Regions from separate parts of the Mus musculus genome. Here regions 1, 3 and 4 are each linked to region 2. A link is a loop called in an ENCODE intact Hi-C map of the cell type or tissue named here. Cell type or tissue: heart. All regions are shown on one strand. Each heading gives the region's core, and the rest is flanking DNA. Links, peaks and the distances in the headings are about the cores only. Region 1 overlaps Lyrm9 (LYR motif containing 9). Region 2 holds the start of Nos2 (nitric oxide synthase 2, inducible). Region 3 has its middle 10 kb from the start of Tmem97. Region 4 has its middle 30 kb from the start of Lyrm9.

Region 1 (7,546 bases), core at 1,632-6,631, 85 kb after region 2:
GGCCCGGGTGATGTGTGTGTGTGTGTGGCAGGAGAGAGCATGAGTTAGACCCCCAGAATCTGCAGGCTAGCAGTCTCATCAATCAGTGACCTGTGGGGAGAGACCCTGCCTCAGAATGCCAGGTACTGAGCAACAGAGGGGACAACCCATCATCAACCCCTGCTCTCCCTGTGCACACACAGGTATACACAGGTACTGGCACATGTGTGTGTGGACACTCACACACATACATGTGGACACTTACACACACACATGACTGGAGAAGACATCTTGGAGAGGGATCAAATATTAAGGACACATTCATGGAGATTCAGTTTTTCTCCCTCACTTTCTTTCTTTCTTTTTTTTTTAAAGTAGCCTTTTTCTTTATGTTTTCCTTTTTCTTTTTGTTTATATATTTTCTGGCCCTGCTTGCTCCGGCCTTATTTATTTTATAAATGTGAGTACACTATTGCTCTCTTCAGATACCAGAAGAGGGCACCAAATCCCATTATAGATGGTTGTGAGCCACCATGTGGTTGCTGGGAATTAAACTCAGGACCTCTGGAAGAGCAGTCAGTGCTCTTAACTGCTCTTCAGCCCTCTCCCTCACTTTCAACAAATGAAATAAGCCCGTCTTCCACCCTTATTTTATCAATAGGGAGACCCCACCAGATACAGGTCAATGTCCTATGTCATAGGGATAACCTGGCCACTGATCTGTATTGTGTTCTCTGAAACCACCCTCATAACAACGGGACCCCACACCCCTCTCACACTCCCTGTGAGTGGCAGCCCCAGCTCCTCAAATCAGTGTTAGTCCTTTCTCCTCAGCCCCATTCTAATGAACAACTCTGCCTAAGGCCAGGCATGGTGGCACACATGGCTACTCTACTGCCACGAACACCACCAGGTAAGGATTGGTCCCTGGGCTCAGATGGACTGGACAGCAGCAGTGGGGATGGAGGGACTGCGGCTTTGCTCTTGCCCTTTGCCTGGCAGTCATCTGGGAGCCCAAACCTGTGGCTCTGCTTGTCTCTGAGGAATGATCCTTCCAGGCAAGTGGGTGTCTGACTTACCCAAGTCCTTAGCGTTGTTTGACACACGTGTCGAGGGAACAATCCTATTCAGAGAACAGCAGTCAGGGAGAAACAATAGAGGGCTAGAGAGATGGCTCAGCGTGAGCGTGAGTGTGTGCGTGAGTGTGAGCGCTAACTGCTTGCAGAAGACTCAGGTTTGGTTCCTAACACTTACATCAGACAGCTCATACTGCCTATAACTTCAGTTCCAGGGAGCCCAATGTCCTCAGGCCTCTGAGGGCACCTGCACACACGTGGTACACACAAATAAAATAAAGATCTTCTTTTTTTAAAGAAGAAATAATAAGAGCCAACAGATGACTCAACAGATAGAGGCATTTGCCACCAAGCCTGATAGCCCGAGTTCAGTCTCTGGGACCCACATAGAGGAAGAAGTGAGCTGCATCCTGCAAACTGTCCTGACGAGCATTTATCAGCAGCAGCAGCAGCAGCAATGTGTTGTGGCACACCTGTATCTAAGTGCTTGGGAGGCAGAGACAGAAAGACTGCTGAAAGTTCAAAAGTTCAAGGCCTGCCAGTGTATACACTGAGATCCTGTCTGAAATAAATCAAAAGAGGAGGAAGAAAACTGTGAGCTTTCACAAGTGGACACACGTGCTTCGGGACTGTCCGCCCCTTCTGCTTAGACAGAGGTCACATCATCCCGCAGAACTGCAAGGGCACAGACAGGCACTAGCTCACCTGAGTGCCCCACGAACATTCAACCCCCAGTGTGGCCTCTCTGCATCTTCTGGCTACTTCGCCCACCTGGGCCACTTCCCCTTGGACCCAATCTCCTCTCCAGAGAGGACACACTGTGGAGCACGGAAGCCTGGACCTGCTGGTGTCTACCCTGCCTACTTGCACCTTATTGCTGGTCTAGTGTAGTAGATGTTTTCCCACTTCAAGGGTCAGGGTTTCTGCCTGGAGCATATTGGGAGGAAGCCGCTGCTTAACAGACTGACGGACACAGCATGGCACAGATAAGAGGGCGTGTGGACTCTGAGAGGAGACAAGACGCACTCACAGCTGAGTCACTGAACAGGACGAGGAGCACAGCGGCTTCCTCGCAAGGTCCCTGTGCAGCAAGGTCCCTGTGCAGCAAGGTCCCTGTGCAGGGAGCTGGTGTGAGCTGGCACGTGACTGCCGCCTCACCCCCCCAGGCTCACTCGGGCACCTGACAGATGGCGTGTATGCCGGCTGGGATTCAGATCCACAGCTGCCTGGTTCTCAAGCCCGTTCGTTTCTTTCTATACAGGTGGTCATCTGAGGGGACATCTCTCATGGGGCTGGGAGATCGGTGACGGGACCTCCAGAATAAATTAACTGCCTTCAGGGCAAAGTAAAAGAACAGATAGGCAAAAATGAGAAACACAGAGAAGAAGCAAAAAAACTCCAAATTCTCCCCAAATTGCATATCGTTTCTGTCTGGAAAAGCAGACATAAAAGACGCTGGAGACATGGCTGCAATGACGAGAACCACCTCACCAAATGTCAGTTACGATTTCTTGCTTTCAGCCAACAAGATCAAAGAATATTCCAGAACTGATGCTGTTCCAAGAGCAGAAGGCTTCTCAGTTCCAAGTGACTCCAGGGCAGCTAAGCGCTCGCCGTAAGCTCCAGACACTCAGTTTTGTTTCCTATACTGCAAGACAGAGAGATGAGAGACGGGTGAGGGAAGCCATGGGGGAGGGCTCTGTTGTGTCACACGGGCCTCTCCACGACTGCAGGGGTTTCTGGGAGGTGGTGAGACTCCATCGGGAGACCCTTCACCTTCACATCGAGTTGGTGCCTAGGCCCTCCTTCTTTAATGAAAAGGCTGGGAGGCCGAGGGCACTGGGACTAAGCATGGAACTCACCAGGGCTCGGCCTTATTCTGAATCTTGTTTGTGGGAGAAAAGTCCCAGGCAGAGGAGACCCTCAGACACCCAGGGTCCCCAGCCAATCATCGAGGCTTTCCTGCCTTTGTTTTGATTTTTCTGTCAGGGATAAGCCCCAGCGGCTTCTGCACTAGGCAAGCAGTCGACCACTGAGGTCAATGCCCTATCAAAATCTGTTTTTACAAAGTGGATTTTAAACCCCACATCTGGAGCGTCTGCGCTAGGACAACAAGGATCTGGGGGCACACTCCAGTTCTCCACATTCCTGGTGCCTTTATCCCACCTACAGTCTAGGTGTTGGTCCTAGACAGCAGCCTAGTCTTGATCAACTTCACACAAACTCGAGCCACCTGGGAAGAGGCACCCTCAGCTTCTACCGGATTGGCCTATAGGTGTCTGTGAGGTATTTTCTTAATAAATGGTTGATATGGAGGGCCCAGACTACTGTGGGTGGTACCACCACCAGGTCCTGGGGTGAATAGGGCAGCTGAGGGAGCCATGGGAACCAAGCCAGTTAGCCGGCTTCCTTTAAGGTCGGCTTTGGGGACCGGAAGGGGGGGTGGGGGGGACAACCATAAGAGATTATCTTCCTACCTAGGAGGAGTGCAGGTGCCTCTGTTTTCAACTGTGATGCGCGAGCGCCCCCTGATGGCCGAGGAGGTTACAGCATTCCCATTCCAGTGCCAGGGCCAAGCAAGCACTTACTTTGTTCATGATCCAGTCGGCATCTTCAATGGCTCTTTTAATAATCTGCTGGATTCTCTCGGAGTTGTCTTCATCTGAATGAACTTGGAAACTCTGTAGGTTTCAGCACAAACGGACATGGCCATGTGAAATCCAGAGCTTTAGAGAGCCCAGTCCCAAGAGACCGTGAGGCACTGGTCACCTAGCTCTGCTGAGGTGTGCTCATCCGGCCCACCCTGCTCTTAGACCACAGCTTTGGAGCCCTAGTTTATTTGGCAGCGGAACTGTCAGTGCAGCCCGCAGGGAGGCGAAAAGGAGACCCAGCCACTGGGCAGCTAGGTTATTTGGCAGGGCCAAGGGGAGCCACAATCTCTGGGGTTGATTTGCTCAGCACAGGAATCTACATCGATGGAAGTGTGCTGGGGAGGGATTGGCCTCGATGCCACTAGGTGCTGGTGCTGGGAGAGCAACGGGGAAGGGAGAGAAGGCACAGGGACAAAGGACCCTGGGAAATCCGGGGGGCTTCTGACCAGTGACCTAAGACCTGTGAACCTCAGGTTTCTTCCAAAAGAATGGAGTCCTCCCTCCCTTGATTGTGCTCCCAAACCCACATTCACTTTCCTACTCATCCCAGGAGCCCACTCGGTGCCTGTCCAGGAAGTCTCCCCTCACTGCCCCAAAGCTAACCATCACCCTCTGTTTCCCTCAGCCTCCTATTGCTACCACTGTTTCTCTTTTACTCTGTGAGACAGGATCTCACTCTGTAGCCCTGGCTAGCCTGGAACTTACTCTGTAGACCTGGCTGGCCTTGAACTCAGAGAGATCCACCTACCTCTGCCCCTTGAGTGCTGGGATTAAAGATGTGTATCATCACAATGTATCTGTATGAAATTTAATTTTTAGCTCTTTATTTGGAAATCATTTTCTTTTTTAAAAAGATTTATTATGTATCTAGCATTCTGCCTGCATGTATGCCTGTAGGCCAGAAGAAGGCACCAGATTTCATTATCGTTGGTTATGAGGCACCACGGGGTTGCTGGGAATTGAACTCAGGACCTCTGGAAGAGCAGACGGTGCTCTTAATTTCTAAGCCATCTCTGCAGTCCCACCGTTAAATTTTTATTATTTTGTTTGTTGCATGGTGTTTTGCCTGTGTCTATGTCTGTGACCATGTGCATGCAGTACACGGGTGGCTAAAGAACAGAACCGGAATCCTCTGGAAGAGCTGCAGTGCTCTCAACCTCTGAGCCGTCTCCCCAGCCCCAGAAGTGATTTCTTATAGGAAGGTAGTACAGGGTGCACGGGACCCTTTACCTTGCTGGTTGTGTCATTCTCTCTTCAGAATCTTCTAAAGTAAGTGACAGGCACTACGCCTTGTCCCCTAAAATCCTCACTGTGTGTTTCCTGACAAAGGGACCCTCTGATGTAACCTCAGCAATCAAACTCAGACAAATCAGCATCAATGCAGCTGATCCCTAATCTACAGCGAGTGTCCTAATTCCCACTGCTGCCTTCCTCTCTGGCTGAGGATCTGGGTCAAGCCTTCCACTGTGACATCACTGCAGTCGCTGCTAATCGGGAGCTGCTGCTTGCCCTTCCTGGTGGCCCATAAAACTTTGTTCTGATTCTATCTATCTATCTATCTATCTATCTATCTATCTAGACAGGTCCTCTTTCTGGGACCAGGGGTACCCAATCCTCTTGTCTCTGCCTCCCCAATGCTGAGTGCAGGCCACCATGCCAGTCTTTCTGGATGTTGAACTCTGGTTCTCGTGCTTGTACGGCAAGCACTTTATCAACTGATTCCTCTCTCCTGCCTCTACCCAGTCTGTTTTGATAGCCTTGGAGCTGTCTCATTCAGGCCCCAGCACAGTGCTGAGATGCCAACGGATATAGCCGCTGTGCCACTGACAGAAGCCAGAGGCCAGCTGCCCATGTTTGCAGTGCTTCTTATGAAACTCCTAGGCCTGCTCCCAGGTACCTGTGGCTCTGCCCCCCCCCCCCCCCCCCCCGCCAGCGCACACCTCCCCCAGACCTGTTCCCACCTGCCTGACAGCATGCTTGTAGTGCTCCTGGATGCCCTTGGTTGGCAGCTGCCGGCAACAACGTAACAAGTAACGGTACAGCTGCAATGGCGTCTGGACCAGCTCTGCCCCTGGCAGAGGGGCCATGTGCGAGCCTCAGCCCTGAAAAACACAGAACATCCCGTTCTTAGCCATTGGGCCAGTTCCATGGTGGCACCGGTCTCCAGTCCCAGCCCTCTGTGAGCCATCTGCACAGAGGCTTGGTCCCCCTTGTGGCCCAACTCCAGAAGCCTACACCCTGAGCTGGGGCTAGCCTTAGCATACAGCAGGCCCATGAGAACCTAATGCAAGTGTAGAAGGAGATGTGCCACCTCAGCCCAGAGTCTTGCAAAAGCTTAGCTTCAGGTGGCAGGTGAAACAGGGAAAATGAACAGAAAACCCCAGGTGACAGTCACAGAGCCGTCAAGGCTACCGACATGCTAGTGAGGGCATCGGGCAAGAGGGTGGGAAGCCTGAAGGTCTAAACCTGGCTAGTCAAAAAGTGTTGTTCCCAAAGCACTAACACTGGTATGAAATAAAATCTTGGGCTGGAGAGACGGCTCAGTTCTTAAGAGCACTGACTGCTCTTGAGTTCAAATCCCAGCAACCACATGGTGGCTCACAACCATCCATAATGAGATCTGACACACCTCTTCTGGTGTGCCTGGAGACAGCTACAGTGTACTTACATATAATAATAAATCTTTGGGCCGGAGCAAGCGGGGCCAAGCCGGCTGACCAGAGTGAGCAAGGCTGAGCGAGCGAGGTTCTGAATTCAATTCCCAGCAACCACATGACGGCTCACAACCATCTATCTGCACAGCTACACTGTACTCATATACATAAAATAAATAAATCTTTTTTTAAAAAAAGGAAATACAATCTTGGGCCCTAGACAGATAGCTGCATGTTAATGAGATGCTAAGCAGGTCAGAATGCACAGTGTGGATCCCACGAAGAAGCTATAGATGGAGTGACCAAAGAGAAGCTGGGACTAGGTATGTGACTTCATGTTACTGAGTCATTAGTTACAATGAGCACAATATTTATTTAACATAAAAACTGATGCAAACATATGAAAACTAAGCACAGAAAGGTAAGGTATCTTGCCTAAGCTCACACAGCTGACAAAAGGTCTGTCTGAAATTTAATTTCTGGCTCCAGCATCCAGTAATAAAAGAAAGGGGACCTGACACCTTCCATGAATTCCAGACCAGACAGACAATATAGTGAGACACTGCCTCAAAAGCCATGTTTGTTTGTTTGTTTGTTTGTCTAAGGCCTAGAGAGATGGTTCTACAGTTAAGAGCACTTGCAGTTCCCAGCACCCACATGGCTGCTCACAACTGTCTGATTCTTCCGTTACATCCAGGATCCAATACCTCTTCTGGCCTCCAGAGACACCAAACATACACATGGTGTGCACACACTCATGCACGCACATGTGAGCATTCACACACACACACATACGCATTCCTGCACACACGAGTTTATGTACACATATGTTATTGCACATACACAGGCATGCACACACACACACATGAAAGTAAACAGTCATGCCCGTAACATAAAACATAATTTAAAATCTTTTTAAATATTAGAGAAGAAAGACGCTATTACCATACAAAACTTCACAGAGACACTTGGCAATTCTCACAAGTCCGTCTCTGCAGGAACCACCATTGCCACAATGAAGAGCAATGAAGAGCAAGCTTATCCAACCACCATTACCACAATTACCTCTGCCTCCCTCCAGCTCCTCCCTTCCCAGCTCCAGCAGCTGCTGACTGGCTTCCCCCACCCAGGCTCCTTCACATGTTCCCAAGGTCTGTGTCAACGGAATGGTCGGTCTGCCATGCTT
Region 2 (7,498 bases), core at 1-5,000:
TGTCCCTTTATCGCCGCGAAACCCCTCAGCGCCCGCCCCCGTAGCGCCCGCCCTCCTGCTGCGGGCAGGACTCAGCTCTTAGTGGCCCAGGACAAGCAGGAGCGCGCGAGTGCCTCGTTTGTGTATTCCTCTCGAAGGGACAGTAAGGATCGCGACCCAGACTCCCCGCTGCACCGGGTTATGTCCTCACACCCTAACGAAATCCAACTAAGAAGGCAATTCTTTACTACCCCTGCTTTATGGCGGCAGAAGCTGGGGGACCAGAGAAATGAGGATCCTGCTCAAGGCCATACAACAGCCCTAGGGTCATCTCTTACCTTTGCTTCACTAGAGCGCTCCCAGGAAATGTTTTGCGCTTTCTCCCTGTTGCAGGTGAAATAGGGCTACAGCCCTCAGGGACCCTTCTGGCTAATATTTCAGCAAATGAATCCCCAAGCCCGATTACAGTGCGAGGAGTGTTTTGGGTGTTTTTGTTTGTTTTGTTTTGTACTTTTAAGCATCCTGAAACCCTTTGCTCTAAACTCCCTGTGGGTCACCTAGACGGTCCCACATTTATCCTTTGTCTCTAAAACACATGCAAGGACACACCCTGCACACTTCTGAATCTCTTGTTTACACAAAGTTGAAAGCCACCAGGAATAGGCTCTTCGTCTGCATAGATTTGAAAATTATGTCTTAAAATAAAAATAAATAACGGGCTCCCACTGCTTTCAGACTAAAATCCCCTTTGTACGCGGCTTCCTCTTCCAGGAACATCCTCTTGCCACCTTTCCTGGGCAGTCCCATCTCGGCTGGGCCCCCTCCTCTAAGAAAGCCACCTGCAGCTCATTAGGCCCTCCTGACCCCACAGCCAGGCGGTGCCCTTAGGAGGAGGCTCAGAGACGCATAAACCTCTCTAACATCTTGCCTTGCCAAGACTGCCTCCAACTAGGGAGGAAACTGTTGCTCTCCATGCGCAACCCCCTCCCCCACCCCACCCGTTTCCTCTCTGACTGTAGCGACTGGATCTGTCTCTTTCTCAGCCCAGAGTTTACTAAGTCCTCAGAGACAGGAGTTAGGCTCAAATCTCAGCTCTTCCACTTTCTAGAAACTGACCTCTTTAGACACGATAAAAGCAGTTCCTGCCTGGTTTTTGACATAGTGTTAAGGACACTATAAATATGTGTGGCCATATATGCAGTTAATAAATGGTTGCATCAATCCACTGATGAAGCAGAAGGGCTCTGTTGACATGTAAACTGGCAGTATAGTGCCAGGTGAGAAAGCCTCAAGTGTCCTTGTCCTTGGGATACATCTCGATTGGAGACCTACAGTGTAGCTACCAGGATGGTGGCCATAAGCCAGACTGTCCAGTTTGAATGCCTGCTTCACCACTGCCATCTTCAGATGACTCAAGCACGGTGGACTTTTGTCTCCTCTTCCCTAAAGTGGGAGGACAACCCAGTCCCCTTCTGGATTGTCAGAGGATGTGCCCTCCTTCTTGTCTCAGTGTGATGACAGGTAACCAGCAGCTACCCAAGATTTTGGAGCAGGGGCATGACTTCTATGAAGTCAAGTTGGAGGGAAAGAGGTGTGGAGGCACCTGGATTCTGAGGCGACAGAAGGTAGGGGTTGTAGGGACCGGGTAAAGAGAAAAAAACGGGATGAAGTCACGGTATTTTGAGACTGAAGTGCTAGAGGGCACCTGAGCCCCAGGATTGCTGACAGCTGTGGTCCAGTCCCTTCCCACTCACTCTGCCTGTCACTCCTGAGCCATCTGTCTCCTCTACTCCTAACATAATGACTATTTTCCTGCAAGTGAGGAGGCAGAGGTTTGGAGGCTAAGGGACGTCACAAATGCCACAGGATTATGAAGTGGCAAAGCTACTCCCTTCTGCCTAAACTTGCTTTCTAAACCTGGCAACACCAGGACAGGGAAATTTAGAGATTTCCTGCTTACTGCCTCCAGGGGGCGCTGTCCACTGTAGTCCTGCAGATGTTGAGCCAGGTACAGACTGAGACTTGGACGTGATTCTGTGCAGTCACATTGCAAAGAAAGCCAGCTCATCATCTTTCTACGTAAGTTAGCCTCAAGTCCCTGGCTATGGCTGTAGTTTCCTAGCATTCTCTAGAATTCTCCTAGTCCATCCGGATAAATTGTTGGAGGACTAGTTCAATTCTAAGATGCCTCAGGCCAAACTCAGATTTCGTCTCTGACATTAGCAGTCATGTAAGCCAGACTTTGCCCTCCAGAGCCTCACTTGCAAAATGAGATCATAACTAAGGGCCCCAGGAAGGTTACGTTCAAAGAGTGTAGGTGTGTGCACGGTGTAGTCCTGTGACAAAGAAGCCTCTTAAATGGTGACAAGCCCTTCTGTGACTATCAGGTAAATCACACTGCAGACCTGAGACTCAGACAGGTGCACTTACTCAAAGTCACACAGTCACTGAGGATAGTACAGGGCCATCTTGACACCCTTCAGTTGCCTAATAGTCAAAATATCTAACTGGTGAGGCACATGCCCTGGCCAATCAGGACGTCACTACTGAGCTGACCACTAGGCTCTCCAGTCTCCGTTCTCTCATATTCCCCTTCCCCCTTCCTTCTTCCTCCAGAGAGTACAGACTCACTCAGGAGCAGCATGGGGATCCTGGGCCTTCCTTGTCCACACCAAGGAAGGTGCATCAGACTCCAGTAGAGTATTACAAGCAGGGCCTTGGAGACCAGACTCTCTTAGGTGGCCCAGAACAGAGAGAGGCAGCAGGGGCCTGGAAGCCCTGAGGAGAAAGCTGGAAGTGGGAGAGAGGTTGCTTACCTGAGAACAGCACAAGGGGTTTTCTTCACGTTGTTGTTAATGTCCTTTTCCTCTTTCAGGTCACTTTGGTAGGATTTGACTTTGAAGAGAAACTTCCAGGGGCAAGCCATGTCTGAGACTTTGCACTTCTGCTCCAAATCCAACGTTCTCCGTTCTCTGAGGAAGGGGAGGGAGGCTGTGAGGTGAGGTTGAAGAAGAGCCTAACAGAACAGAGCCTTCTCACGGGCGGGCGCTAGTGTCCCAGAGAATGGAGACAGAGCCCAGCTAAGGCTAGCACAGAAGTGCTCTCTCTCCATGCTTGCACTCGGCAGTTTTATTTGGAGTTGAAATCTTGTGGGACAGACTCCAGTTCTACAAAGACACATAACAAACCAAACTTGGGATAACTTGGGATGCCACATAGCCACCTACCAAGGACAGCAAGCATCCACAAGCTTCCTTAGGACAATTCAGTTTCTCTTGGCAGGAGTTACTCCATGGCCTCCAGCAAGGTGGGCAGGAGCTGGGGTCACTAATACAGGAGTGTGTGCATCTGCCTGACCCTTCCTGCCACCTGCTGACCAGAGAGAGGGGCAAGCACTTGTCATTAGTACCCTTCCCTCTGGACCTGCACTTGGGGCTAGCACTCAAGTCCTGGCCACCTTTCCTTTGATTTGGGAGTCATCACGCATCCTGAGCCAAGGACACTAGGTCACATGTTCCTTCTTCTTCTTTGTTACTTGAGAAGAAGTCAATGATTTGTATAAAAGAGCATTAAACTCTCCAGAGTTGAGATTATATCCTTTACGAAAAAGACAAGAAATAGAAAGTGGAACTGCCCTGAGAGTATGTGGCTTCTCCTTGGCGAGTGCCCTCCCTGAGGAAAGATATACTTGGAAGATACGGGGGGGGGGGGTACAAGAACCCACCTAAGGGGAACAGTGAAACTCAGAGTCCCGATGAACTGGACCCTACCCTGAGTTTTTCTAGTTACTCATCTAAATCAAGTTAGTTAACTGAAACTCATTGCTTCACTCCTAAAATGGGATTAATAATAACCATCTTATCAGATCTGGGTGGGGCAGAGGGCACATCTCATAAAGATGAGTAAAGTAAGCTATATGTATTAACACCACCCCCCCCAGCCTATTCGGAGCTTTCTAGAAAGTTTATCCTTTGTAGTGTAATCACCACAGTAAACATTTGCAGAGAAGAAATCTGACCACACGCCCTGTTCAACTGGCAGACCCTTCTGTGGGTGTGCTTCTTACACCTTCCATATCAGCTTCAGTCCAGCCACAAAAAGAGGGGTGGGGTGGGGGGAGAAGGGAAAGCCTGGTTTTCTGGGCTTTCCCAAGCAGGAAGACACTCCTAAGAGCAGCTGTCCCCAACACAAGACTCACCTTGCAGTTGACTAGGCTACTCCGTGGAGTGAACAAGACCCAAGCGTGAGGAGCCTCAGAAGTGTCTCTAACAGCTCAGTCCCTTCACCAAGGTGGCTGAGAAGTTTCAAACCAGTGACACTGTGTCCCGTGGGGCCAGAGTCTCAGTCTTCAACTCCCTGTAAAGTTGTGACCCTGGCAGCAGCCATCAGGTATTTATACCCCTCCAGGCTCTGCAGAGCTATTTTGCATAACTGTTCCCAAAGGGAGAGTCCCCAGTTGGGTGTGCAAGTTAGCTCATTCATGATGGACACTCCTAGTCTGTGTGCTTGATTACATCACTCTGTGGTGTATCCTCATGCAAGGCCATCTCTTCCTGGTCGCCCGTCCAAGGCAGTGGCCCCTAGGCAGCACGTAGTCACTTCAAAACTGGGACTCACTAGGGAGGGAGGCTGGCTTTTCTTAGCTAAACCACATACCCTGGCTTGCAGCTGCTGAGGGATTTTGTTCTGGGCACGGAGCTCTCTGGCTTTCTGTCTGTTCTCTCAGTGAGGTTAGATGGTGCCAATATTCCAACACGCCCAGGACACATTCATCAGGAGGTTTTCTAGAAAGGATGGAAGGCAAGCTGTGGGCACAGATGCCGTCTGACCAGCATTTCCCCACTAGTAGTAAGTCAGCTTGGGCAGAATAGTGGATGGGCTGTGCTGAGTGAAGCCTTTTTATTTTTTTTCTCAGTGGCATTCTCTCTCTCTCTCTCTCTCTCCCTCTCTCTCTCTCTCTCTCTCTCTGTGTGTGTGTGTGTGTGTGTGTGTGTGTGTGTGGTGTGTGTGTGTTTGTATGTGTGGGTGACTTCTTATATATAGGATTATAATGTCCTACCTGGGTGTGGTGGCATAAGCCTTTAATCCCGGGATTCAGGAGACAGAGAAAGGCTGATCCCTGAGTTTGGGCTAGCCTGGTCTACAGAGTAAGTTCTAGGATAAGCCAGGAACACTACACAGAAAAACCCTGTTCTGAGAAACAAACAAAAACGAATAAATTATAATTTCTTACAATGCTTCCAATAAAGCATTCACACATGGCATGGAATTTTCCATTATGAAAGTGAAATATTGACAGTGTTAGGGGAAAAGGAACAAACAGAGAGAGGGAAAATCCCCCTAGCACATCCTGCCAGGGTCCACTCATCTTCGCATGGTCCCCAAAGTCAGCTCAGCCTCGTGTTTTGCCCTTGTCTGAGGTACACAGACTAAGTCACCCAAAAAGTGTGTGGCCTCAATAGTTGGGAGAACAAATAAATTGTTGATTGAATAAATGAATTACAAATCAAGTAATTGGGCTGGGGAGATGGCTCAGTTGGTAAAGTGCTTGCCTTGCATGTACAAGGACCTAAGTTCAAAAGCTGGGCATGGGTTGGTGAGATAAGGAATTTACACACACACACACACACACACACACACACACACACACACACACACACAAACACACACACACACACACACACCAGTCAATAGGTCAATGATAAAATGCTGGGTGTGGTGACACACACTTGCAATAAGTTCTGGGGAGGTAAAGACAGGAATATGCCTAGGGTTTGCTGGCCAGCCAGCCTAGCCTACTAGGCAGGTTCCAGGCTGGTGAGAGATGCTGGGTAACCTGGGAAACAAGAGCTGAGATTGTCTTCTAGCTCCTACATATACCTGCACACTCATGTGCACACATGCGCATGCACACTTGCACACACACACAGCTTATGGATTTCAGCATATCAAAGTCAACCTCCTTTTAGTCTTTATCCAGGCAACACCCCCCCCAAACCCAATACTTGGGAAAGACGGACCGTCTAATGGGGAGCGCAAAGTCTAGAAAAAAAGAAGGGATGATTAAAGTTCAGAGTGATGGAGGTGCCCTAGTCCTGAAGGAGCTTTGTCCACATTGCTCAGGGGATGGATACATACAGGAGCAACTACACTACGGTGAGGTTTAAAAGTTTGTCACAATGGAACCCTTAGTTCCTGTTTATGCTTTCAAATATTACAGCTACGCCTGCAACAAGTTATTTAAATCAACCCCCAAACTCTATGAAATAGAGACTATAACTTTCCATCTATAGAACCTTCCAGAGTCTCATCTATTTTACATTGGAGTGCTTGGCTGAATTCTGTTATTTAATATATCCAAAAATCTGCTATTGTGACAGAAGAGACTTAGGGTCATGAGCAGTGAGGCTCCTGGATGTGTATGGAGTATCCTTGCCTCAACACTGTGCCCTGCCTGTCCTCTTAGGCTGACACGCACATCTGGGGTGGGAGACATCTCTCTGGCCTTGTCCCGTGCTGTTAGTGTTCCTCCACAAGAAACCCAGGCTTGTGTAGCACCCACAACCCAAAGAACAGTGCTTAGGGCTGCCTTCCTGTAGAGACTAGCCCGTGTCCTCTGACTCCTCACTCTCTGGAGGCATGAGACCCATGGGCCTGGAGGTTAGGTGTGTTGTCACCTGAATGATTGGTGCCAGCCAAGGCTCTGACATGCTGGCTCAGGGTAAGGGCTTGGTGGCTGTTTCTCCTTTCCACCACTCTTCTTTTGCATTAAGGTCAGGTCAGGTACCAGCCTGGACCTGCTAGCCACTGTGCCCATTCCAGTGCTTTTCCAAACCATCATCCAGCAACCGTGGTGATTGGTATAGGGGACAGAACTTGGGTCTGTGATGACTGTGTCCCTGAGCACCAGGCATTGAGGACATGACTAGATGAGCCTGAAGACTCCTGGATTCTAGCCACAGCTCCACCTCGGATCAACTGTGTAGGCTCAGAGAAGCCACACCTCCTTTCTACACTGGACTATTCCAGTGACAAAGAGTGACAGCAACCGCTCACCCTGACACGTCAGCGACCACCGGCCCACCCTTTCCCTTTTTGTGTGTGGTACCTGGGAATGGAACTCAGGGCCTTCCCCATGCTAAGTGGGTGCTCTAGCACTGAGAGACATCCCCAGATCATGTTTGTACGTTGTTTTTAGGTTCCCTCTCTGCCCAGGTAGGGCTTGAACTTCCCATCCTCCTGCCCCAGCCTCCTGAGTAACCCACTTACAGGCCAGGGTAGTCACCACAGTGCCAAGGATGACCTTGGAGCTTTTGCCTTCCTGCCCCACCTCCTGAGGGCTCGATTATACCTGTGCATGGCCATACTCAGTTGGTATGGAGCCACGGATTGAACCTAAGGCTTCATCCACTCCAGGCAAGCACTCCCCCTACTGAGCCACACCTCAGCCCCTCCTCCCAAATACTTTAAATCATTTCTAGATGGTTTTTCATACCAAATTCTGGGTAAATGCCACGTG
Region 3 (7,546 bases), core at 1,014-6,013, 360 kb after region 2:
TACAGAGCAAGTTCCAAGACAATCAGAGCTACACAGAGAAACACTGGGGGGGGGCGGGGGGGGGAGGCGCGCGGAAAACAAGGAAAGTGGTGAAAACAAACTGCATAGGACAGTATAATGGTATAATGGCTGATGGGAGGGTAGGATAAGTTACAGCAAGCAGCACATTGATCTTTTGAGTATTTTGAGACTGGGTCTTATTATGTAGCCCTGGCTAGACTGGAGCTCAATGTAGGCCAGGCTGACCTCAAACCCACACCACCTGCCTCTGTCTCTCAAATGCTGGAATTAGAGGCATGTGCCACCACACCTGACCTATGACAGCATTTTTTTTTTACTAGTTTTAATGTGTATGCACACAGGTGGAGGTCAGAGGAGCACCTGCAGGAATCTGTTCCCTCCCTCTACTGTGTGAGTCCTGGACATCATGTTCTGATGTCACATTCAGTGTCACATGCCTTTACCCATTGAGCCATCTCGCTGGTCCTTATTTTATCTTATTTTAAAGATAGATTTATTTTATGTATGCGAGTGTTCTGCATATATGCTTGTGCACCACGTGGGTCTGGTTCTCCCATGGAGATCAGAAGAGGGCATTAGATGCCCTTGAAAGTGAAATTGCAGATGACTGTCTGTGAGCTACCATATTGAGGCTGGGATCCAAACCCGGAGTACCAGTGCTCTTACCAGCTGAGATGTTCCTCCAGCACCTTCTCCTCTGCACTTATTTATCTTTTTGTAATAGAGCCTCACATATCCCAGGCAGCCTTGTGCTGCTGCTGCTGCTGCTGCTCCTCCTCCTCCTCCACTTCCCAAGTCCTGGGCTTATAGTCATGCACCCCTGTGCTTAAATCAGCATTTCAACTATGACACAGCCCTAAAGACAGAAGATCCTACAGAAGCACTACTTAAATCTATCTTAAAGTCTGAGAAGTGATTTTGTGTGTGTATGTGTGGGGGGTGTGTGTGTGTGAACATAAAATGAAGTTTGACTTTCTCCAACAGAAGGAAAATCTGTTTTGATTGCCTGCTTGGCCACTGAAGATTTTACAGTTTATCTGGTATACATTTTCCATAATTATAAATAGCCTGAATCTGTAGCCTCAAAGTTCTAGCAATATATATTTAAAGTAAAAGATTAAAACATGTTGAAAAAAATGTTGCACCAATGTTGGCAAGGATATGGAGAAGTTGGAAGCCCAGGGCATGGCTGATGGGAATGTAAATGGTGCGGAGTTTGAGAAGCAGTATGTTGGTTGGTTCCTCCAGAAACTGAGTAAGCACGGGGCTTATCTCTGGCTTCATCATTGTAAGAATTAAGGCTAGAGAGGTGGCTCTGCTTAAGAACTACTGCTGCTCTCACAGGGGACCTGAGTTCAATTCTCAGCACCCACATCAGTCAACTCACACTACCAGTAACCCAGCTCAAAAGGGATCCAACACTTCTAACCTCCCAGGGTACCTGCACACGGACACATACTTCCACCCCCCAACACACACACACACACCTACACTACACATAGTGAAAACTGATAAATCCTTTTTAAAAAGAAAACAGTGACTCTAATATGTGCACTCCAGTGTTCATAACATTACCTACAGTGACAGAAAGGTAGAAACCCACAGGTCCCTCCAGGAATAAGCTACAGTATATCCATATAAAGGAGTATTATTCACGCTTAAAGTGGAAAAAAAAAATCTGTTAGGTGATGAAGTGGCTGAACCAGACTTCACCCTAAGTGAAATAAGCTATAGTATGAGTTCAGGACCAGGGTGGGCTAGAAGACCTTGTCCCCAAAACACAAAACAAAATCTTTAGTGAAGAAAAGGAGGAGTAAAGATTTACAGTCCATATAAGGAGACTTGGATGAGTCGGGGTGGCACCTGTCATTCTGCTTGGGAAGCTGACACAGGAGACTGAGCTGGTGGCAGTTAGTCTGAACACGGACATTTCCCCCACCCCACCTCTCTCTCTCACACACACAGTGTTAAGGATTACATTCAGGGCTTCCCAGGTGTTAGGCAAGAACTCAAGCATCTAACCCCCTCTCTAGCCCTCTTCCCAGCCTTTAAATGTGATGGGTGTTTTGTATGCATGCATGAGCCAGGTCCATAAGCCAGGTCCTCTGCAAGAGCAGTCTGGGCTCTTAACCACTGAACTGTCTCTCCAACCTCACCCTTACTTCTTTTTTAGTTGTCTGAGGCAGGATTTCACTATGTAGACCAGTTTGGCCCTCCTGAGTGCTGCGATTCGAGGTGTGCACTATCACACCTGGCTCCTATTCCTGAGCTATTTTTCCTGTCTTTCCCATCTGGTGGGAAGAATGGCTTCCAGGAATTGAACTAGATCATCGGGGTTGCATGCAGACACTTAGCCTGGTGAGCTCTCTCTCCAGCCTGTGTTAGCCCAAGATGTTAAGAAATTTAACAAATGATATGTCACCTGAGTACCTTCTCTATTCAGATTCTCCAGTTATCCTCCAGATTTTACTATGTGGTATTTCCTCCCATTCAGGATCAGGGGTGTTTTCCTTATATTGGTTTTCTTTTTAATGCTGGTAGAAAAGGTAGAGAGTAGGGCTGGAGAGATGAAGGCTCAGCCGTTAAGGGTACTGGCTGCTCTTTTGGAGAAGTCCTTAATTTAGTCCCCAGCACCCAGATGGCAGCTACAACCATCTGTAACTAGTCCAATGGAATCCAGTGCCACCTTCTGGTGTGCAGACATGTATGCAGACAAAATACCCATACATACATAAATGAATAAACAAATCTTTTTTAAAAAGAAGAAGGGGGAGAAAGGAGGAGGCAGGAGAGCAGGCAGAGCCAGCTGTCATGGGAGAAGATTTATGTAATCAGTTTGTTTCCTCAGATTTAGGTACCTGTTAAACATTTGGAGAAACTCTCAGCCTTATGTGGCCACAAATAGCAGCCTCCTTGGGGATGTGCACAGCCTGTTCCCTACATGGGTTACCCTAAGAGACCTGGGAGACAATTTTCTGGTGGCTATTCATGTCTGATCTCAGTGTTTTCCCCAGGCTAGGCTCCACGGGTATGTGGGGTGCTTTTGGGAGGCCCCAGGGCACAGTGGCCAACGCATCATGTATATCCACAGCAAACTACAGGAGAGTGAACTTGTGGTCGAAGTCCTGCATGTAGCCAAGTTCAAGTTCCTTGACCACTAGAAGACCCAGATCTCAAAGACGTGGAGCTTCCTCGTGTTTAATGCAGGTGAATTTAAAGATACAGTAGCTGATGGCTGTGGAATGAAATAAATTCCCCATTGTGGTCCCCTAGATAAGTGGCAGTTCCTCCACTCCTGAAGGCCTCACTGGCCTGTCCAAACCTCATGTTCAGTAATAAATCCCACATCTTTCTTCGTGTGTGTGTGTGTGTGTGTGTGTGTGTACACGTGTGCGCCTGTGATGATCTTTTATAAGGTAATATGAGTGGTCTGCTCCTATCCCATCCCATCGGGAGGCACAAACAGCTTGTCTTATTTTGGGGGGATAAATGGTATGATTATGTGATCAGCATTGCATTGATTACCAGAGATCTCCACTCTACCAGAGCCCTGTAGTAACTAACCTGTGGAGAGTTTGTTTTGGCTTTTCTGAAGCAGTGGCTCACATGTCCAGGCTGGACTTAAACTTGGCTGTGCAATGGAATCTGTCTTTGAACTGGTGAACTTCCTGCCTCTACCTCCCAAGATTAGGATTACAGATGTGGGTACCAAACCCACATAAAGAAAAGAATTTGAGATCACATCTTACTCTTCAGCAAATGACATACAGTGGCATCTATTGATAGTCTTTGCCACATTATTTGCTACTAGTTGGGGAGTAATTTATTAACGTCATTCATTCTGCACACCTTTTTCTAAGACTCTAGCAAATTCAGACACAGTGAGAGTCACCTCGATTTCTGCATGGGAAACCTCCCATACCAGGAGCTTGTGGGCTGCTACCATGTAGCTAGTCTGGACTTCCATGCCCCCTAGTGGCAAAGTGTGGGCAAGTATCTAAATAAACCGAGGGAATGGGACTAGATGCTATTATGTGCTGTGTTGCCAATTCCAGGTGAAGCCTTAGAACTAGGATGTGACACCTCTGTGCTCTCTTTTTTCTTAACCTCGTGGCCACTTGGGTTTGTCCCTGAAGAGCACATGGCTACCATAGGTGAAGTTGACCACTGTTTTGATCAAGCTTAATGAGAACTTGACCATATTTACTCACTAGCTGCTCTGTGCCTGCATTCACACAGGGCAGAAGAGTAGCTTAGATAGAGGCTGTCCAGCAAAGCCTGCTTATAGTCTGCATGTTTACAGAAGTTAATGGGGACAGTGGTGTGGCTAGGTGGGTGACAATGCCCACCACCCAGCCTGACAATCTGAGTTGGAGCCCTGGGATCCACAGAGTGGAAGAAAGCATTGACGACGCCCCCCCCCCCACACACACACAAAATGAATATATAAAAGCTGGGTGTGGTGGTTCATGCAGAGTCCTGAGAATCTCCATGTCCACTGACATGCTCTCTGATGAGGTCTGAGAGCCGCACTGAGATACAATCAGAAGGCAGTGTGATGCTGTGTCTATTTAGCAGAACAATAGAACTAGATTCACCATTAGGGCCCCTGAGCTCACCAACCATATTTCTTGGATAAATTTACAGTAACCAGCATGTGCTTTTTCCTGTAGAGCAGGCCTTAAATCTAATCAGAAAGTGGCTGGTGACCCCGGGCATGCATGACACTCTTGTATCGTTGACGTATCTTGCCACACTGGTCATTATTGTAGCTCACAGGGCTCAGGGCTGGGTGAGAATGTTAATGACGACCCACCTTCACTCCCTTTGCAGCCTTCCTATCACCTGGTAATATAACAGCTAGCCAGTGAGGACTAGCATCCTGGTCAGTAACAGCTTGATTTCTCCATATCTATGGCCAAAGTGTGTGGTGTCTTCAGCAATAGTCTTACCATCAAGTTCTGATAGGCTACCAAGAACAGTGGGAATAGCCTATATTGTTTGGGGGTGGTCTCAGGACACCCCTGAAGGTATACCTCAAGGGAAAGCATCCCAAACCTGGCAATGGACTTTTTATTTGGTAACCTATGGCTTCTTATCCCCTGTGTAAACTCCAATTAAACTCTTTCATGATGATGTGATATTGTTGTTTTGCTTTGTTGTTTGTTTGTTTGTTTTGAGACAGAGTCTTACTTTGTAGCTCTGGCTAGCCTGAAATTCACTAAGTAGACCAGGTTGCTCTCACAGAGGTCTGCCCGCCTTTGCCTCCCAAGTGGTGGGATTAAAAGCATATGGCACCATGCCATGTCTAATATATATGCTTATCTAATTAAGAAGCTTATGGGCTGGAGAGATGGCTCAGCAGTTAAGAACACTGACTGCTCTTCCGAAGGTCCTGAGTTCAAATCCCAGCAACCACATGGTGGCTCACAATCATCCATAATGAGATCTGATGCCCTCTTCTGGGGTGTCTGAAGACAGCTACAGTGTACTTACATATAATAAATAAATAAATCCTTAAAAAAATAAGTTTATACCGGGCAGTTGTGGCGCACGCCTTTAGTCCCAGCACTTGGGAGGCAGAGGCAGGTGGATTTCTGAGTTCGAGGCCAGCCTGGTCTACAGAGTGAGTTCCCAGACAGCCAGGGCTATACAGAGAAACCCTGTCTCGAAACAAACAAACAAACAAAAAGTTTATAAAATAGTAGGCTTCCATGTGTCTTTTTCAAACATCCTTAGTGCTAGTTATCTCTCTCCCAATCACCTCCTCTGCACTACCCTCCCATTTCCCTCCCCAATGAAACTTCCCTCTCCATTATTCTTCCCTCCCCACCCATATCACCTTTAAGCTCAGTTATCTTGAGGACTGGTGGCTGAAATATTGTAAAAGCCAGAGGTTGGGGTGGACCAGAGAGAATCTATCTTCTGGTTATGACAAGACTTCTGCACTCTTGAACTCACAGCAGCTGTAGTTCCTGTACATGATGAAGTCAGTCAATACCAAGCATGGAGTGGGAAGTGACTTGAGGCCCCATCCCTCACTGAGGAGTCATTGTCAGCTGGTGGCTTCTGGGAGAATGAAAGCCAGGTTTCTATAATAGTGACTCCTGGTAGGTGTGAATGCACACACACAAATACACTCCACAAAGCACAAATTAGAACCAGTGAGCTATAAAAAGGGGGCCTTGAAGCAGGGAGGAAATAGGGCAGATTGACTGTAAAGGAATAGGCTCCTAAGTTTACCTCCACCACCATACTTGAAATGCACGTACCTTGAAAATGCCTAGCAAGGTTGTGGGAGCACACACTTCAAATCCCAGCACCAGGGAGGCAGGGGCAGAGGCAGAGGCAGATGGGTCTCTCGGAGTTCAAGGTCAATCTGGTCTACAGAGTAAGTTCCAGGACAGCCAGGGCTACACTGAGAAACCCTGTCTCAAACTCCCCCCCCCCACACACACACACCCCAAAAAGAAAGAAAATGTCTAATGCTGGAAACTGGGCGTGTTAAAACACATCTTTAATCCAAGTACTCAGAAGGCAGCAGGACCCCTATGAGTTCAAACAGCGGGTCTCTACATACTGAGTTCCAGGGCAGCCAGAGCTACACAGTGGGACCCAGCGGAAAGGAAAAAGAAAGTTGCCTTAGACAATGGAGCTCTTGTTTGGCAGTCAGAGGCCTCATCTGCCTCCCCAGGACTGGGGCTACTAGAACTGGGATTAAAAGTACACACCACCAGGCCCTGGCTAACACAACTTTCAAAACCTAACTCAGGAGAGCTGAGAAAAGACTGGTGGTGTCATTCATAATTAGCCCCTGCAGAGCCCGTGCTCTGCCCATCTGCCCACATAACACTGGTTCTTTGACAAGGCAGACCAGGCCCACAATCCTGGCAAAACCCTGCAGCTCCAAAGACGGTTCGGTTCTAAGTCTCCCTGCCTCCCTGGAGCTGAATCTCCAACACTGGCAGGATCCTAGCATTGCTTTGATGGCAGTCCCTTGGTATTGGTGAGTGCCCGCCTGGTGGTTTCACTCTGAAGTATGAATCTGTCTGTCCGTGAGTCACAGGAGTGTTCAGATCTCACCGTTTCCTAAAGCACTGGAAGTCAAATCTCACCTCACACCTGCATTCCTTCTCGGTGACGCTAGGGGACAGTCTGCATGTGGCAGAGGAGGGACTTTGCCCTTCACACAGCCTGGTTTTAAGGAACCTAAGGTCCAGTGAAAATATCCCCAGGGACATGTACAATGTGGAAAAGGACAAGCTCTTGGGGCCAGAGTATCACAGGCAGTCACGAGGCAGTGCCATCAAAGAGAGGCAAAACAAAGGTGACCATCAACTAAGCCTTAAAACACGAAGGGTGTCGTAGGCAGGCTGGGTGTGGTAAGAAGGGTGGTGTGGGTTAAGTGGTGAGCAAAGGGGACTTCTGTGCAAATGCTGTCAATGAGCAAAGCAGCCAACCTGGCCAGAGCTTCCCCTTACCCTTGCACCGAGGGCACTTACAATGCCAGAATTCCCTTGCCACC
Region 4 (7,546 bases), core at 1,369-6,368, 66 kb after region 2:
CTTTTTCCTGAGCTCTCAAACCCTACAACAGGTGCATACTTGAAATTTCCAGGCCTGTGGTCCTGGCGGGGTGGAAAGAGTCTCAAAAATAGGGGAAGGAGAGACCCCACCAGGAGGGATGGCGGTATGAGAAAAGGCTTAAGCTGTTGTCTGACAGGAATACTTACCTGGAGTTTGACCTGTGACAAGAATCTAAGTTGTGACTCCCTGAAACTTACATGAATTTTTTAAAATTTACAAAAACAGATAAAAGTTTTAGATGTAATAGCGGGACCACTCACTGTCTTTCATCTGCAGTGGAATCTTCATTATAGAAAAAGCAGTCATTAGCATCTGTAAACAGTAAGAGGAGACTCATGCATTTGAGCCATAGCAAAAGCTTGAGTCTTCAAAAGGATGAGTCAGGGTTAAAAGCATGAACACTCTTTCCTTTCCCTAGAGGGCTGGAGATCTAAATACATCCATATATGCATATGTACATACATACATATGTCATATACACATGCATATGAACATGCACACACACATATATGTCATATACACATGCATATGAACATGCACACACACATATATGTCATATACACATGCATATGAACATGCACATACACACACATATATGACAGAGATGTCTGCAGAACAACAGAAGCATTTTTAAAGCATTTAGAAAGCAACCAAAGGAAATTTAAATTTTTGGGTCTGTGATTGTGATAATAACAACTAGAACTTAGGAAAACTGACCTACCTTGGAGGGGCAGAGAAGGGTGGTCAACCTAACCGTGTCCACATTTGGCCAGGGCCCTGGTGGTGGGCAAGGTGTGGGGGCAGCTCCTTGTCCAACTCAATCCAGTAGAGTCCATTTTGAGAGTAGAGAGCAGAAAAGGTTTCTAGGTAAGAGCTGTTGGCATCATTTGCTTGTGCCCTAGCAGATCGTTAAAATCTGTGAGACTCTGAACATCTAGTGTGCCATCTTAGCTATTGACTGTACTGAGGACCAACTGTTTGCAGTAAGACATTTAAGCCTGGGGAAGCTCTGAGTCCAAAGAGGAAAGGGAATTAGAGAAGGGGGTTAGGGACAGAGCAAGCTCCTGGAGGGACAGAGGAGCAAGTGTCAACAAGAGCTTCAATCTGGGTGTCCCCAAGCAGAGCCAAGGGACTTGTCACAAAGAAATGTCTCTAACCACAAAGGAGAGGTGTCCCTTTCCTTGTGAGGGATGGCCAGTAGGGCTAGAGATGCTTCCACATTGATGTGGCTTTTTTAGAAACAAAGTAAGGTCCAAGAGGGAGCTGAGCGAGGAGGCTCCAGGAGCTGACAGAGACAGAGCAGGCAACTCCCAGGTCCCAGTTACCTACGGAGCAGGAGAGAGCAGGTGAGGGAAGAACCAGCTAAGGAGGTGGACTCTAAACTTTGGAGCTGAATATAATACAGTAAACAGCAGAATCCAGACGAAACAGATGATCCGAACCTTAGGAGGGTCCAACCAGCAGCTTGGTTCAGCTAGAAGTGGGTCCCTTGGTAGGGGTCCATTTATGCCCCTCTCAGGTTTGGATACCAGATGTTTAAACGGAGAACATGACCACCCCATAGTATGGTTACAGGGAAAATTTTTATTGTGGATGAGAGAGCTAGAGAGAGTGAGATCCAGAAGCACCTGGAAAAGTCTAGAACAGAAAGAAAAGAAGTAGACTGAACATGGCCAGCAGTCTGGACCTGGCCAGGAGAGAAGCAACACACACACACACACACACACATACACACACACACACACACACACACACGCGCGCGCACATCACACAGACACACACACAATCACACAGACACACATCGCACATACATCACACACACATCACACACACACACGCATCACACAGATACACACACAATCACACATACATCACACACACATCACATACACACATCACACACACATCAAACACACACATCATACACACAAGCGCACACACACATACATCACACAGACACACACACACACACACACACACACACACACACACACACACGGAGAGTGAAGGGAGAGGGAGAGAGAGAGAGCAGAGACAGTGAGAAGGAGCGATAGAGAAACAGAGAGACAGAGACAAACAGAAACTCAAAAACAGCAGGGTATTAAGGAGAATGAGTAGCTGGGAGAGGAAAGGAAAGCCGGTTAGCTGGAGGAAGGTTAGGGGAGGGGAGGAGGTAGGAAAGGCTAGGATGCCAGCAGAGCATTATCTTTGAAGTGCATAAAAGGTACTTGTGATCCTGAGGGAGCCTGGAGGCCAGCATGTGCTCTGCTGTGCTAATGAGCATCACAGGTAGCCTTTTGTTCCTTCTGTCAGCGATGAGGGAGATAGTTTTTTGTTATAAGGGAACCAGCTTCACAAATCCCTGAGGAATGCTGGCTTTTGTCTAACTACCAGAAGTCCTGCTGTATTCCAGACTGAGCCTCTCTTTCCACTGCCTTGTGGAGTGGAAGAATTGGAGTCTCCTTTATATCTCACAGTTATGAGCTGCCATCTGTGGGTCCTGGGAACTGATCTTGGGTCCTCTGCAAGAACAGTAGGCACTCTTAACTGCTGAGCCAACTCGCCAGCCCCATGCTCTGTGTGTGTGTGTGTGTGTGTGTGTGTGTGTGTGTGTGTGTTTTAGGTTTTTCTATGTAGCCCTGGTTGTCCTGGAACTCACTTTGTAGACCAGGCTAGCCTTGAACTCAGAAATCTGCCTGTCTCTGCCTCCCAAGTGCTGGGATTAAAGGCGTGCGCCACCACTGCCCGGCGCTGCCAGCCCAAGCTCTGTCAGCCACCATCTCCATGACAGTAGTTTAGTGTTCTCAAGCTGGTCACAGAAACGGGCTCACTGCAGATGTAGCCTTCTGAGAATATCTCCTTCCACTTAGTACAATGCCTTTGGGGGTTTGTCTAAGGTGATGCATGTAGCAATAGTTTTTGGATTGCAGAGTGGTATTCCACTATTTGCACTCCCCAAGGAGAATATTCTGATATCCTTGGATGTTTCTGAGGGAAATTTGAAGTAACTGGTTCAAAATTACAGGGTGTATTCTAGGGGCAGGGAGCAATCTGTATTTTTTTCAAAACATTAGATATTTTTAGTTTCTTTTAAAAGATTATTTTGTTTATATGAGTACACTGTAGCTGCCTTTAGACACACACCAGAAGAGGGCATCAGATCCCATTACAGATGGTTGTGAGCCACCATGTGGTTGCTGGGAATTAAACTCAGGACCTCTGGAAGAGCAATCAGTGCTCTTGACCACTGAGTCATCTCTCCAGCCCACATATTTTTATTAATTATTTGGAAATCCCAGCATCCACAATGTGCTCCCAGCTGTCTGTACCTCCAGTTCTAAGCAAGTGTGACATTGGTGCTTTTAAAGAATTTCCCCACTCATATAACCTATTCTAAAGTATTGGCTCAAGAGGGTGATTACCCAAGACAGCCTTCCACCTAAACGTATTGTGCTTCCCCACGTGGGATCAGTAGTGGTCAGACTCAGATCGTCAGCAGGTACTGAGTCCAGTTCCTTTCATTTTTCTCGCCTCAATAGAATTCAGGACTCCCATCTTCAGCCACCACATGCCAAAGCCACCTCCATGCTGCCACCTAGTGGTCACAGCCACAGCTGCTGATCCCTTTAAAGGAAGGCCGCTTCCATCCTCAGGTTCACTGCCAAGAGCGCATCACACTCCTCAGTCCCCTACTGTAGCCCCAGTGGACACAAAACACGACTCTAGTCTCAAAGGGAACAAAAGACACTTTATCCTTGAGCCAAATATAAGTGACCATGGCCCAGGGACTCAGGTCATCACAAATGCCATGAAATATGTATAGTTATAGAACAAAAGAAAGTTACAAATCAAGGTACTTTCTAAGTACATAGACAACAGGATCTGGCAGGCAGGTTACACCAGAGCACAAACACCAACCCGCTGATGCTATCAGAGGGCATTCTTAGCTTTGGGGTTGGTGGAAGTTAATACTAAGAACACATTTCAGAAGTTTTACCTGAGAATAGCAAGGACATCAGCTCAGGTGGAGCTTGGCAACCAATGGCTATCATGGGACATTAAGAAAGATCAAATAAGGGCTGGCGAAATGGCTCAGCAGGTAAGAGCACTGACTGCTCTTCTGAAGGTCCTGAGTTCAAATCCCAGCAACCACATGGTGGCTCACAACCAACTGTAATGGGATCCAGCTACAGTGTACTTAGTTATAATAATAAATAAATCTAAAAGAAAAAGAGAGAGAGATCAGAGAGTTAATTATGTAATTATTCTAGATCTTTAACACTCCAACCTCCATAAGTTAATCAGCTGATCGACCTTGGAGAATCTTTAACATGGATGTGGCTTCTCTTTTCTGGGAACTTCAGTTTACAGTTATCCTGTTGGCTAAGCATCATGTGTGTTCATGTAGAAGCCATATGTTTTATGTCCCCGCCAAATGCTAGAAGGCTTGTTCCTAGGGTCTCATGTAGCTAAGGCAGCAAGTGGGTTCCTCGGCTACACAGAAAGGTTGAGAGGAACCTGGGATACATAAGGCTCTGTCTCAATAATAATGAGAAAATAATCATAATAAATACTTTGATTTGTCCTGTGATCTTGGCTTTACAACAGATTCCAGCTCGGAGAAATGAATGGCTTTTCACTTTATAAAAGAAACCAAATCATTTTATATTTCTTTCTAACAAGTTGTTGTTCTCTTTTGTACCAGGCCTTACTGGGTTAGGGGTAGAAAGAAGGTACCAGATTTATAAGAAATCAAGATTTCCTAGGGTTTTTTTAAAAATTTTTTTATTTTCATTTTCTGTGTATGAGTGTTTTTGTCTGCATGCATGAGTACCATCTATGTGCTGTGATCTTCTGATCCTCTGGCCTGTGCCTCCCAAGTGTGGGCTTACAGACTGTTCTGCTAGGCTCCTCCTGACAGCGACTTAGCAATAGTTAGTGTCATCACCTGCCACCATTGCCTGCCAGGTGCTAGTCAGGTGTGACAATATATAATAAAGAGGACTGCTTGCTACTCTCCCCCTGCCCCACCCACCCCTCCCTCTCAATCTCCCTCTCTCTCTCTCTTCCCCCCCATTCTCTTTCTTTCTCTGTTTCCACTAGCCTCTCTCTTTCTGTCCTTCATCCCCACTTTCTCTGCCCTCGAGGCTCTGCCTGCCTCTACCCTTTCTCCAGGTCCCCGATCCCCTACCTTCCCTGTCAATAAACCTCCCTTATACTAGGTCCTGTCATATGTCAAGATTTCTCAGTGGGACACGGAGACTTTGGCATGGACCCACCAGGTACCCACACTCACTCCCACTGCCTCCACATTATATTTCATAACACTTAGCAGGCCATGAGAGCAATAAGCAACTCTGCCTGCTTTCTTCCTGGTGTTTATTTCCCTTACCCTAAAATCAACATTAAAAATATCTGAATGAGCTGGGCATGGTGGTGCATGCCTTTAGTGACAGCACTCTGGAGGCAGAGTCAAGCACAGATCTCTGGGTTCAAGGCCAGCTTGGTCTACAAAGCAAATTCCAGGACTACACAGAGAAACCCTGTCTAAAGGGGGATGGCAGGAGTGTCTTGGTGAGCTCCAACACTGCTTCACACTTGACTTGTCCTAAAATTCCTTTCTGCTAAGTATTCTAGATCTGTTTGAATGGAGATCTCTATAAAGAACTCTGGGACTGCTGTGAGTGACAGCGTGGAGCTGTGTCTCTGCCACCATTAATATTTGTCTTTTCTTAGACAGATGTGGTGTGTACACATGTAATCCTATCACTCAGGAGCCAGAGGCAGAAAGCCATTGATTGGAAATCAGCCAGAGACCCTCTATCTTTTATTTAAGTCCTGACCCAAGACTGTTAAAGTAGATTCTCTTAGAGTTGAGATGGGGGAGAGCTTTTAGTGCCGTACTTCAGTGTTGCTTCCAAAATAGTTCCCTCACCGAGTGCCTCAGGGCTGACTAAAGTGTCCTGTTTCTACACTTCTCAAAATGGCTCTCCTGCTCACGTGTGTGGTAGATGGCCAAAGGGACCCCAGTCACCACCTCTCCTCATTCATACAATGAATCCATGCATTTCACACCTTCCTCAAGCCATAGAGTCTGGTTTTCCCCCTTGCAGCTATGCTAGCGCTGTGACATGTTCTGACAAAGAGGTAGAAAAACAAAATACTTCACCCCAGTCAGAGCCTTTCAGAAAACACAGAAGGGCCAGGCAGTGGTGGCTCGCGCCTTTAATCCCAGCACTTGGGAGGCAGAGGCAGGTGGATTTCTGAGTTCAAGGTCAGCCTGGTCTACAGAGTGAGTTCCAGGACAGCCAGGGCTACACAGAGAAACCCTGTCTCGAAAAATCCAAAAACCAAAACCAAAAAAAAAAAAAAAAGAAGGGTGCCTAAGGGGGGACCGGTGGTTAAAAGCATTTAGTGTACCTCCAGAGAATCAGAGTTCAGAGAACGGGCACCCTCTCCTGGCACCTGCACACATTTGGTGCACATACAGAAGTGCAGGCACACATATAACATACAAGTAAAAATGAACATTACATTCTGGAAAGATGGTTACTGGTTAAGAGCATTGGCTTCTCTTTCAGAGAACCACGTATGGTTCCCAGCATCCACGTGGTATAAATATAAATTTTCTTTTAAAATAAATAAAAAACAAAAAACAAAAAAACAAACAAACAAAAAAACCAGGAAAACAAAAATCCCAGCTCCTCCTCTCCCTGAAGAAGCCAGGCAGCTGCTAAAGAAATGTGGAGAGCCTGATGGTGGTGGCGCACGCCTTTAATCCCAGCACTTGGGAGGCAGAGGCAGGCGGATTTCTGAGTTTGAGGCCAGCCTGGTCTACAGAGTAAGTTCCAGGACAGCCAGGGCTACACAGAGAAACCCTGTCTCAGGGGGAAAAAAAATGTGGGGAGTTTTCCAAAAGGCAGACCATGTAAGGAGACCAAGGTGCTTTACATTCTGCATGGTGATCTATACCAAAATCAAACAAACAACAATAAAAAGATAGGCATATTGCATATATTGGTGGGGGAGACTAGTTTATTCAAGTCTGGGCTAAAGGGAAAAAAAAAATCCATCTTTTGTGAGGGGGTTTTAGGAGGAAGATTTTCAGGGATTTATGGAAGAACAAGGAAATCCTGCGCATGCTCCCTAGAGGCATTCCTGGGCAGCTGCTCAAGCCCTCCCCCTTCTGTGACTCTATCTACTGGACTAGTTCCTTCTCAGTCTTCTCCTTTGAGAGATTATAGGTGCATCCTTATAATCCCCAGAACTGAGGGGCGGAGCCGACATAAACGGTTGGGGCGGGGGAGACCTGGGGAAATAGCAGGTAAGAGAAGTGCAAGCAAGCTATGCAAGCGTGAGAACTGCAGCTCAACCCCCAGTATCCAAGTACGTATCAAGCTGGCTCTGGTCCTGCGCATGCCTGTAACTCCAACAAAACGGTTCCAAACCTTCGTAATGCTGAGACCCTTCAATACCCATGCGGTGACCCACCACCAAAAAGTATTTTCGTTGCTACTTTGTAACT

The links. Peaks named below come from ENCODE experiments on the same cell type or tissue, not always from the same donor. Only the 100,000 strongest peaks of a DNase experiment are listed, where the experiment ranks them.
Region 1: a loop joins it to region 2, with 2.1 times the contacts of the local background. A loop is called at or near these places in 2 of 42 quality-filtered maps.
Region 3: a loop joins it to region 2, with 7 times the contacts of the local background. A loop is called at or near these places in 5 of 42 quality-filtered maps.
Region 4: it touches region 2 in a loop (6-fold over the local background); 27 of 42 quality-filtered maps call a loop at or near these places.

The regions. Positions count from the first base shown.
Region 1 is chr11:78,834,280-78,841,825 of GRCm38, reverse strand. It overlaps Lyrm9 (LYR motif containing 9), which reads right to left. Exons shown (of 4, transcript NM_001076681.2): 2 at 5,668-5,808; 3 at 3,644-3,736; 4 at 1-2,703. The coding sequence starts at 5,793. The coding sequence ends at 2,686. Among named protein-coding and RNA genes, the nearest start is that of Lyrm9, 11 kb to the right of the region's middle. In heart, for the core only: a CTCF peak has its summit at 3,595 (motif pointing left); no DNase peak of the experiment used is centred there; H3K27ac peaks cover 961 bases.
Region 2 is chr11:78,917,675-78,925,172 of GRCm38, reverse strand. Nos2 (nitric oxide synthase 2, inducible) reads right to left here and starts at 4,386. Exons shown (of 27, transcript NM_010927.4): 1 at 4,178-4,386; 2 at 2,796-2,951. The coding sequence starts at 2,905. RefSeq lists cis regulatory regions at 4,390-4,556, 5,165-5,184, enhancers at 4,559-4,579, 5,109-5,376, 5,672-5,684 and a promoter at 4,184-5,938. In heart, for the core only: a CTCF peak has its summit at 1,944 (motif pointing right); DNase peaks (open chromatin) are centred at 32, 872 and 1,942; H3K4me3 peaks cover 494 bases; H3K27me3 peaks cover 3,184 bases.
Region 3 is chr11:78,557,093-78,564,638 of GRCm38, reverse strand. It overlaps the pseudogene D11Bhm181e and the pseudogene Gm22947. Among named protein-coding and RNA genes, the nearest start is that of Tmem97, 10 kb to the right of the region's middle. In heart, for the core only: a CTCF peak has its summit at 3,987 (motif pointing left); a DNase peak (open chromatin) is centred at 4,008.
Region 4 is chr11:78,852,504-78,860,049 of GRCm38, reverse strand. No RefSeq gene overlaps it. Among named protein-coding and RNA genes, the nearest start is that of Lyrm9, 30 kb to the right of the region's middle. In heart, for the core only: a CTCF peak has its summit at 3,616 (motif pointing left); a DNase peak (open chromatin) is centred at 3,609; H3K27me3 peaks cover 685 bases.